2 separate regions of the Homo sapiens genome follow, and region 1 is linked to region 2. The links are chromatin loops, found by intact Hi-C in ENCODE. Cell type or tissue: endothelial cell of umbilical vein. All regions are shown on one strand. Links, peaks and the distances in the headings refer to the core of each region. The heading gives the core; the rest is flanking DNA.

What was found. Peaks named below come from ENCODE experiments on the same cell type or tissue, not always from the same donor. Only the 100,000 strongest peaks of a DNase experiment are listed, where the experiment ranks them.
Region 1: a loop joins it to region 2, with 5 times the contacts of the local background. A loop is called at or near these places in 16 of 110 quality-filtered maps.

Annotation. Positions count from the first base shown.
Region 1 is chr22:38,170,290-38,175,650 of GRCh38, reverse strand. All of the region lies in intron 1 of PLA2G6 (phospholipase A2 group VI), which reads left to right. Among named protein-coding and RNA genes, the nearest start is that of PLA2G6, 8.9 kb to the left of the region's middle. RefSeq lists a cis regulatory region at 1,469 and an enhancer at 1,397-1,541. In endothelial cell of umbilical vein, for the core only: no CTCF peak of the experiment used is centred there; DNase peaks (open chromatin) are centred at 2,620 and 3,270; H3K27ac peaks cover 3,180 bases.
Region 2 is chr22:38,227,907-38,233,267 of GRCh38, reverse strand. It overlaps TMEM184B (transmembrane protein 184B), which reads left to right. Exons shown (of 9, transcript NM_012264.5): 4 at 1,934-2,024; 5 at 2,524-2,599. It overlaps TMEM184B-AS1 (TMEM184B antisense RNA 1), which reads right to left and starts at 1,948. Exons shown (of 2, transcript NR_186700.1): 1 at 1,853-1,948; 2 at 1,020-1,220. It also overlaps the pseudogene RN7SL704P. RefSeq lists an enhancer at 3,554-4,284. In endothelial cell of umbilical vein, for the core only: a CTCF peak has its summit at 2,919; DNase peaks (open chromatin) are centred at 2,177, 2,987 and 4,357; H3K27ac peaks cover 3,501 bases.

The sequences.
Region 1 (5,361 bases), core at 244-5,243, 58 kb after region 2:
CTGAGCTGTATCTTCATGGATAAGAAGAGATTTGTTCATTTGTCCTTTGTGGAGCACACATTCAGGTTAAGAAAGTGGGGAGGATGGGCTACGCTGATGGAGCGTATGTGTGGTATCCCCAAGTGCACTGAGACACGAGTTTGACGTGTTCTGGGAAGATCGATGGTGCGGCGTGGCTGGAGTAGAGGTGAGGGATGAGTTGGAGGGGTGAGTTGGGCCAGCTCTCATGGATGCTGGAGTCTGGGCTTTCCCTGGGAGGTCATGGGGCGCCACTGGCCAGGGTCAGCAGGGAGACCTGCAGCTGGATTTGCATCGTACAGTGGGCATGGAGGGGTGTCAGGCTGGGTTGGGAACCGTGCAGGCTGGAAGGGCACTCTGGTGCTCTGAGCATTCAGAGGGGGCAGCTGGGCCTTGAAGGATGAGCAGGGGCTCCAGCAGGAACTGGAGAGCGCATTCCAGGGAGGACGCAAGTGCAGGCCCCTTTCACTACAGAAAAGCAGTTTTCACACAGACCTTCCAAAGGGGAGGAGAGGGGACTGCCTGGGCCTGGCAGCTGCGGCAGGTAGCAGCAATCAGAGGGCAGGGACCGCTCCTCCCGTGCCTGAGACCTGCCCAGGGTCCTTCAGGGAATTCGTAGCTGAGGAGGAACCAGATTTTTGGGACTGAGTTCTCCCTCACCACCCGCTCTGAGCCACCCTCTTGGTCCCTTGTCCTCTACTGCACTTCTTCCGGGGCTTGGCTCCTCGTCATGAGAGGAGCTTCCCTGGGCATGGCGAGGGGCGTGACTGACATAGCAGCCCTGGACAAGTGGCTCCAGGTGACCTGTGTTCACGTTGATCACAGCACTAACCACGGCCCCTCCTCTCAGCACCTTCCCCTCTCGAGCCGTCCAGTCCCAGTGAAAATGCTCACCGTTCATGGGTGGGCTGAGCAAGCCCCTGATCTCTGCCTTCCTCCGTGTTCTGATCTGCTTCATCTGCTGTGAAGGCCTCTCGCCATTTCCCCCGCTGGCAAACTCCTGTTCTTCCTGGAAAGTTCAGCTAAAAAGTCATCCCCTTTAGGGGTCCTTCCCTCAGGGGACCGTGCACTTGGCGAGACAGGGACTGGTCTTGGGTCTCTCTGTTGACTGTTTTATGAACCCAGGTAGTCACTTCCAGGGAACTCATCAGAGATGCTACCATTGGCTCCAATCTCCCTCTGTTCCCACTCGAGGTTTTTTGTTTCTTCGTTTGTTTTTCTTTCTTTCTTTTTTTTTGAGACAGAGTCTCGCTCTCGCCCAGGCTGGAGTGCAGTGACATGATCTCGGCTCACTGCAAGCTCCGCCTCCCGGGTTCACGCCATTCTCCTGCCTCAGCCTCCCGAATAGCTGGGACTACAGGCACCCGCCACCACGCCCAGCTAATTTTTTTTGTATTTTTAGTAGAGACGGGGTTTCACCATGTTAGCCAGGATGGTCTCAATCTCCTGATTTCGTGATCCGCCCGCCTTAACCTCCCAAAGTGCTGGGATTACAGGCGTGAGCCACTGCGCCCAGCCCGTTTGTTTTTGTTTTTTGGTGGACATCAACTTTAATTTGCCCTTTGTTTTGTTTTGTTTTTGAGGCAGGGTCTTGCTCTGTCTCCCAGGCTGGAGTGCAGTAGTGCAATCTTGGCTCACTGCAGTCTCGACCTCAAGAGGATCAAGCAATCCTCTTGCCTTAGCCTCCCGAGTAGCTGGGACCACAGGCGCACACCACCATGCCCAGCTAATTTTATTTTATATTTTGTAGAGACAGGGTTTTGCCATGTTCCCCAGGCTGGTCTCAAATTCCTGGGCTCAAGCAATCCGTCTGCCTCAGCCTCCCAAAATGCTGGAATTACAGGCACGAGCCACTGTGCCCGGCCTTAATTTGCCCTTTGAACATGTACAATTCAGGGCCTCTCTGGGCCTCAGTTTCTTGATCTCTGAGATGGGAAGATGGGATAATAATACTTGTTCCTCCCGTCCTTCAGCTCCTCCAGGGGACCCTCACACCAGCACACTCTCTGTCAGTCTTCCCTCAATGAACCCAGCAGGCAAGCTTGGTTTTGACAGAGGATGGGTGAGCAGAGATAAGGAAAACGGCCAGAAATATCTGGCTTCCCTCAGCAGGGGCACCAAAATTGGTACCTGGAAATTGCCTGGCTTGGACAGGCAGAATTGTCACTGTCAACCCCCACCACCAAAGGTCTTGGGTCTTTGTCTTTCTGCTTGTGGTGTTTGAGAGAGCTGCTTGACACAGCCGAGGTGCGGTCTGTGTCAGGTGACCTGGGCATCCTGGGGGTGCAGGGAGAAGCCCAGGTAAGGAGGAGGAGGGGCCGGTCATCAGTGGGGAAAAGTGATTGTCTACCCCACGGGAAGGTCAAGGGTAGGACGCTGTGAGAAGCCAGGGGGAGAGATGAAGTGAGGCATGATGCGGGGGGCCCTCATCCACCATCCCCCTCTTGCAGCTGTGCTGGGAAGAGCCTAGGCTCCAGGGTCCAAGGTGGCAGGGACAGAAGGAAGCACGTGTGAGCACTTTCTCCCTGCTGGCCCGCCTTCCTGGTTGGCAATGCCGTGAGTGTTCCAGGATGTGGCCCCGTGGCTGTCATTTCCTTTCTTCCACCTAGTGATAACAATGGCCACTGTTTGTGTGCCCACAGTCGGCCTGTGTCCCAGACACCTTCCCTCCATTGCGTCATCTCGTCCTCCTGCCTACCCTGAAGGCTGGATGCCAGCCAAGCCTGTCGTTTCTGTGGCCATGCTGTCGTGGGTGTGTGGGGGGCATCCCCTAGCCCCAGGCTCTGGTGGGGGGTACACAGGCTGGGCCATTGACGAAGGGGTGTGTGGAATCTTTCTTTGATTTCACTGCACCCCTGGTGACTTTCTCCCTCAATCTGAGGCTCATGGGTGCTGGATGCTCTTGACTCTCTGCCCTTCCTGGGCGCACCCCTCCGCGTCCCTGTGGGCCCGTCCTCGGGGTAGCCTCTCTGCGCTCTTCCAGGCCAGGCCTGAGTCCCACAGGTCCCCATCTTCCCGGCTGCAGCCCCCAGAGGCTCAGCCTATACTGCTACTTCCTTTGAAAACTATAATCGCTTTACATAGCATCTGGAAAATAGGGAAAAGGAAAAAACAAAAGCCCATAAACCCAGCACCCTCATCTACTCAATGGCATGTTTTCTGTCAGTCTATCTTGGTTTGTTTTCTATCAGGCTTTGTTTTTTCTATGCATAATATTTACTCAGTTAAATTTTTGTTTTGACAAACTTTCTGTGAGCCAAGCTTGTGGACGGAGATGAAAAGACGAGCAGCTGCCTTTGAGAAACTCAGACTCTGGGCCAGCCCATCTGGGTGCCAGCTTTCACTGCTCCACCCACTAGCTGGGTGACCCTGGGCCCGTGACTTTACCCCTCTGTTCTTTGGTGTTCTCATATGTAAAATGAGGATAATAATAGTAACCAGTTCATAGAGTGGTTGTCAGACAGAATGATTAATGTACGTAAAGCTTTCAGGATGGTGCCAGCAAGATGCACAGGAGTGTTTGGTAGGAGGATGACGAAGCTTACCGTCTGGCAGGAGGGGCAGTTGTAACATGCTGGGCTGTGATAGTACAGATGTGTTTAAAGTGAGGGAGAGCCCAGAGCAAGGAGAGAGAACCTGGCATCTGGTGATGGTGTATCAAGAACATTTTAGGCCAGACACGGTGACTCACACCTGTAATCCCAGCACTTTGAGAGGCTGAGGCAGGCAGATCGCTTGAACCCGGGCGTTCGAGACCAGCCTGAGCAACGTGGTAAGACCCTGTCTTTATAATTTTTTTTTTTTTTTTTCTGAGACGGAGTCTTCACTCTGTCACCTAGGCTGGAGTGCGGTGGTGCTATCTTGGCTCACTGCAACCTCCACCTCCCGGGCTCAAGTGATTCTCCTGCCTCAGTCTCCCAAGTAGCTGGGATTATAGGTGCCCACCACCATGCCCAGCTAATTTTTTTATATTTTTAGTAGAGACGGAGTTTCACCATGTTGGTCAGGCTGGTCTCAAATTCCTGACCTCAAGTGATCTGCCCTCCTCAGCCTCCCAGAGTGCTGGGATTACGGGCATGAGCCACCATGCCTGGCCTCTATAAAAATTGTTTGGAAGAAATTACCTAGGCCTGGTGATACACACCTGTAGTCCTAGCTACTCAGGAGGCTGAGGTGGAAGGAGGTAGAGGCTGCAGTGAGCCATGATTGAGCCACTGTACTCCAGCCTGGGCAACAGAGCCAGACCCTGTTTCAAAACAACAACAACAAAAACATTTTTAAGGAGGAGGCTGAGAACCACGAGAACCAAGCTTGGATTTGAAGAAGGATCAGGGCTTTCTCAGACAGAAAAGGAGAGGAAGAACATTCCAGATAGACATCATTGAGAGATGGCACTGAGCCTTGTAATGGGACACTGCGAACTTTTCTTCAGTTGTTATGATCTTTTTTTTTTTTTTTTTGAGACGGAGTTTCGCTCTTGTTGCCCAGGCTGGAGTGCAATGGCGCCATCTCAGCTCACCGCAACCTCCGCCTCCCAGGTTCAAGCGATTCTTCTGCCTCAGCCTCCCAAGTAGCTGGGATTACAGGCATGCGCCACCATGCCTGGCTAATTTTTTGTATTTTTAGTAGAGACGGGGTTTCTCCATGTTGGTCAGGCTGGTCTCAAACTCCTGACCTCAGGTGATCCGCCCGAGTCGGCCTCCCAAAGTGCTGGGATTACAGGCGTGAACCACCGTGCCTTGTTGGTATAATTATTAGTATTGATCTTTTTTCCTTTTCATGTGCCTCTTAGTGGGCCCCTTGCTTTTGTCTTCCTTCTGTCCCCAGGGTTGATCCTGTGCTCAGCACATAGGCCAGGGAAGAATGTGGCTGTGACCCAGTGTCCACTCAGATGTCCTCTCTCCCCCAGGGCACCCATACTCTGTCCTTAGTGTCTTTTGTCTGGTGACATCTTGGCACAGAGGCAGAGGGCGGCCTCCGTCTGATTGGCGCCTGGCTTTGGTGACAGTACCTTAGGAAGGCAGTGTATTTTCTGGGAACCTAGGAAATAACAAGGTATCTAATTCCATCATCAACACTGGGGACAATTTCCATGGCAGAAACTATGACTCTGAATATGCAGCGTAAAGTTACCACCCAGACACTGCTGCTCCTGAGTCTCGAATGGCATCTTCTGCAGGGGCTCCCCCACCTGCCCCTGCAGAAGGTGCAGTTCGTTCATTTCCAAGGAGCTTGCTTTTGTGTGCTGTCTCTCGGAGCTCTTTGGGAAACCTGTGGTAGCAGGAAACAAAGGATTTAGACCAATGCCGATGATCCCCTTGCTCCGATAGAGTGTGACATGAT
Region 2 (5,361 bases), core at 152-5,151:
TCACAACAAGGCGTGGTCAGTGCTGGGGGACATATACATGGGGATGCCACCTGGAGATGGGAGCCCTTAATGGATTAGGGCAACCGTGAGTAGCATAAAATGCCGCAAATGTGTTCCTTTCCAAATCGCTGAAGGCCAGCTTTGCCTAAAAAACATCACCAGGGCTTTCCACGCTCCAGTTCAGTCAGTGAAACTGTTGTGGTGTGCCCCGTGTGTGCCATGAGTGGCACCTGTGTCCTGAGGAAGGCGAGAGGGGGAGACCAGTCATTGTGACACAGGGTGGGAAGTGTCTGCAAATCAGGTTCCGTGGGTAGGAGGGCACTCACCTCCACGATGGTCACCGGGGACTTGTCACACTGGGTGCCATCCCAGCTGGGGTTGATGGATCCTGAGAGTACAGCGGGAAGGGTGCTAGAACCTCTGGGATCTGGGAGTGCAGAAGCACCGAAGGATAAGAGAACCTGCTCTGGGGAGAAGTGCAGCATTAGTGCTGCTCGGGAGTGGCGGGAGCTTGGGCAGGGACCAGGTCACCCATTGAAAGATCAAGTGCCAAGCTGGGCGGCACCAGGGAGCCTAAAAGGACTCTGTACTGCAGGGGCTGGCGGGGTCAGATGAGAAGAAGCCCTCTGGCTGGAGGGCCACCGTGGCTCCCTCGACCTGTTCTGACCCTGTTCTGCCCCTCCCCTTGGCCTTGTGCCTTTACTGGATGCCCATCCTCATTCCCATGTCCTCACCCTGGCTCTTCCTCTTGCGTTCTTTCATTTTGGGTACCGTCTGCTGCACCCCTTCCCCCGCCTTCTCCACACTCTCCTCCATCCTGGCATGTCCATTTGCCTCTAGCACCCTGCAGGCAGCAGCCTTCATTTTGCTGACCCAGAAGGAACCACCTGACCAGGAGACCCGTTACAGCGTGTTGCTGTATTTATAGCATCAACATTTACAGCAGACTTGCTGTGCCATCACTCCCGGTGGCAAATTTTGGGTCTTTGTGGAGATGTTGAGCCGAGTCCCAATTTAGAATGAGCAGCCCAAGCTTCCCAAGGTTTTTACTGTGTTCTGTGTGCTGCCGTGTGCTTTGTTGTAGCTCATAGTGCTGTGCGTATTCCGGATACCGCTACAGGTTGTTGACTGGATGAAGGTTCTTCCCTCTCACTCCTGCTTGGAATTTCTCCCAAGATTTTCACAGAGACTGTTTTGTTGTTATCTTATAAAATTGTGACCTGTAACACACAAGTATGTAAGACAAATATTTATTTATAAATACATTAGAGATGAGGTCTCGCTATGTTGCCCAGGCTGGAGTGCAGTGGCTGTTCAGAGGTGCGATCCCACTCTGGAGTTTGACTTGCTCTGTTTCCAACCTGGGCTGGTTCACCCCTCCTTCGGCAACCTGGTGATCCCCCACTCCCAGGAGGTCACCGTACTGCTGCCAGACTTGGTGCAGACACCAGATCAGTGTAGCACACTACAGCCCAGAACTCCCAGACTCAAGACGTCCTCCTGCCGCAGCAGTAGCTGGGACCACAGGCGCATGCCACTGCGCCCGGAAAAACTAATAAAGGCAATACTGTTTCGCCCCAGGGTCGACACTGCCAGCCCTCCCAAACCTCCTGAGTACCCACCCTTACCTCAGCCTCCTCTGGCCTCCCCACATAACCCTGAACTCACGACAGTCCCTTCATAGTATTACGCCAGTGCAGGGGTGCATCCCGGGATAAGATAATTTAGGTGTGCCGGGTTTTGAACTTAGGAGTGGGAGGTCAGATGTCTGTGTTCTTGACGGGCTCCTTTTGCACAACCTTATGTCCCCCAGCCTCCTCCCTGTTGCCACACACAGCTGTGGCTCTTTCACCTCCATTGCTGTTTAGAATCCCAGCATCTGCGGACCCATTCTGCTGATTTGACTGGTTTCTCCTGGACACTCTCTTCGCAGCCTTGGTCATCTATAATTTCCTGAGCCTGTGCTATGAGTACCTAGGAGGAGAAAGTTCCATCATGTCGGAGATCAGAGGAAAACCCATTGAGTGAGTATGGAGTCTTCCCAGAGCCCTAAACCACCCCGTTTCCTGGGCCTGGTGTACCTCGAGCCGTCCTGGCACCAGCTGGACACAGACCATGTCTGCCCGTGACCTTGACCTGCTGTGCCTCACCACATTTCCTGAGCAACGCCATTCTTCTGGGCGTTTTAGGAGGGCCTCTGCGGCTCAGTCTTTCTCTCTCTGTCTCTTCCTGTCTCAGTCTTAGTGCTTTCCTGTCTGTTTCTGCCTCCTGCAGTTTTTACATTCAGAGCTCTCCAAGTTGGTTTGTCACCCCAGGGCCAGTGCAGCCCTGTGTCCCTCCGCCTATGGCATGTGCGGATGCCCTGCCATGCCTCTCCCTGTGCTTGGCCTCGGGTTCAAAGTCTGCCCAGAATGTGTGCCCCAGCTCGTCTGGATGGGTGGGAGGGCGGCCTTCCCCACCCCACTGTTCCCAAGTCCTGGCTCTTCACTCACTGCCACTGCCTGCTATGCTTGTCTCTTCCAGGTCCAGCTGTATGTATGGCACCTGCTGCCTCTGGGGAAAGACTTATTCCATCGGATTTCTGAGGTTCTGCAAACAGGTGTGTGCCCCCAGCAGCTGCCTAGCTCAGGAGGAGCAGGGCGGGGTCTGGGAGGCCCTGCCGTGGGCTGCCCTGGGCCCCACCTTAGAGGTCCCCTTTCCTATGAGGCACCCCAGGCCCCCAGCACCCACCCCCCGAAGCTGTTAGGCAGATACCACATTAGCAGGGTGTGCTTGGAGGGGCAGCGACCGACATCCTGGGAGTGTCTGTTGCACTGTGGGCAAGAGCTGATCCCAGACTCTTGCTCGTGTGACCAAGTCTCAGTGTGTGTGAAAATCAGAAGAAGTGCGTGGGGATTCTAGAACCTCCATTTGAAAACTTCTCATCAGCTGCAGCTAGGGGGCAGGAGGGTTTTGGCATTAAAGACACACGCCAGAACAGGCCTCTGCCGTCTCTTCGTCTCTCCCTGCATTTCCTGGTTGGCAATCCAGCCGCTCTAGCTTCCTGGGCTGACTTCCCTGTGGTCTAGAGTAGCCTTGGCAGTCCAGCCGCTCTAGCTTCCTGGGCTGGCCTCCCTGTGGTCTAGAGTAGCCTTGGCAATCCAGCCGCTCTAGCTTCCTGGGCTGACCTCCCTGTGGTCTAGAGTAGCCTTGGCAATCCAGCCGCTCTAGCTTCCTGGGCTGGCCTCCCTGTGGTCTAGAGTAGCCTTGGCAATCCAGCCGCTCTAGCTTCCTGGGCTGACCTCCCTGTGGTCTAGAGTAGCCTTGGCAATCCAGCCGCTCTAGCTTCCTGGGCTGGCCTCCCTGTGGTCTAGAGTAGCCTTGGCAATCCAGCCGCTCTAGCTTCCTGGGCTGACCTCCCTGTGGTCTAGAGTAGCCTTGGCAATCCAGCCGCTCTAGCTTCCTGGGCTGACCTCCCTGTGGTCTAGAGTAGCCTTGGCAATCCAGCCGCTCTAGCTTCCTGGGCTGACCTCCCTGTGGTCTAGAGTAGCCTTGGCAATCCAGCCGCTCTAGCTTCCTGGGCTGGCCTCCCTGTGGTCTAGAGTAGCCTTGGCAATCCAGCCACTCTAGCTTCCTGGGCTGACCTCCCTGTGGTCTAGAGTAGCCTTGGCAATCCAGCTGCTCTAGCTTCCTGGGCTGACCTCCCTGTGGTCTAGAGTAGCCTGGGTGGGGGCAGTGTGGTGGGGTCGCTCAGTGTGTGGGCCTGGGTGTCTGACCATCTGAGCCTGATTTCCAGCTTTTCCTCTGACTCTGTGACCTTGGATAATTGGCTTACCCTCTCTGAGCTTTAGTTTCCTCCACTGTAAAATGAGTGTAATGATACTCCTCTCTAGAGATGGTTGTGAGGATCAGATGAGGTCATGGATGTAGAGCTTTCAGCCCGGCGTGGTGGAGCCCACGGCCTCCTGTTCAGGGAGGCAGAGTCTGAGGGGATCACGCCCACTCTTCATGACCTTGCGTTAGTCTCCTCTGGGGCTCCGTAGGGGCTCTGTCATGTCAGCCCCTCCAGCTTCGCCAAGAGTAGTCACGAAAGTACATGAAACCCACAGCCAAGTCACGATGGCCCTGGAGGGCGGGGCCTGCTGCTCCCTTCTGTGCAGGGCCCAGGCCACAGGGCGGGCACACCCACAAAGCCTCCACCTGAACATGCCAAGTCTCCAGTTCTGCTTCCAGACCTTCCTTCCCTAGCATGTTCCTAAATTCAGAATCTCACCACTGGACCTGCAGGGAAAGAGTTAAAACTATCCTGGGTTCAGGGTGGGGCATTGAGAGCCATTGTTTACCAGTTGGTGCAGCCACCCAGGTTCCGGCCAGCTGTGACTCACTGCCTTGTTTGATGATTATATTGTCTACAAAATTTTGATTTCATGATTGTTAGCTAGTGTGGCCTTGTTAGAAATTATTCCCCAGCCCTGTGGGCTCAGATGTTCTGTTCTTGTTCCTGGCGGTGGCAGGGAGAGATATAAGAAGAAAGAGAACAAAAGAGGCCTCTTCCTTTCTTTACCAGGGCGAGAGAGCACACCCCACAGCTTTGTCCTAGAGGCACAGAGACAGGCCTTTGACTCCTCAGGGCCAGTGCTCAATATCCAGACCTTCTGGAGAGATTCCCTACTTAAAGTAGAGATTCCCAGATCAACCACCCACTACCCTAGCCCATAGGAGAAGTTCTGGAATGGAGCCCTGGAACCTGGCACATGTCTAAAGCTCCCTGGGGGTTCTGATGTCCAGCCCAGCCTGGGAACTGCTGACTGGTCCAGGGTATGGTCAGGTGATGATTCTGGGGCCTGCTGGCCTGGGCTCTGCTGCTGCTGCTGCTGCTGCTTCAGCTTCTCTCTGCCTCAGTTTCCTCACCTGTACCATGGGGATAATGACAGCACCCACGTCAGGGGGCTGTCATGAGTACCAGGTGAGCTGACCCAGGGAAACACCAGCCTGTTGCTAGGCTCATAACTGGAACTCATGCAAACTGCCGTTCTTCCCTTTTCCCCAGAAGGTGCCAGTCCCACTTCTCTAGGCGGGATGACAGGGCCAGGGACGTTCTGTGGGGCTTTCTGAGAGTGGGACTGCACGTCTGCCCCATCACGCGGGCCTCTCCGTATGGCAGCCCCATGGTGTGGGCTGCCTGGGGCTCCCCTGCAAGACCCACTCAGATCCCCAGTTGGGGCAGAAGCTGCAGGTTTCACGGATCACGGTTCCCACTCCAGGCTCCTCGTCCTCTTTGCAGCTACACTAGTTGAGCCTTTTGGATTGGATTTAACCTCCCCCAGCTCCTCAGAAGGGGTCTTAGGGCTTAGATTTATTTGCTTTCTAGATAATGGTGAT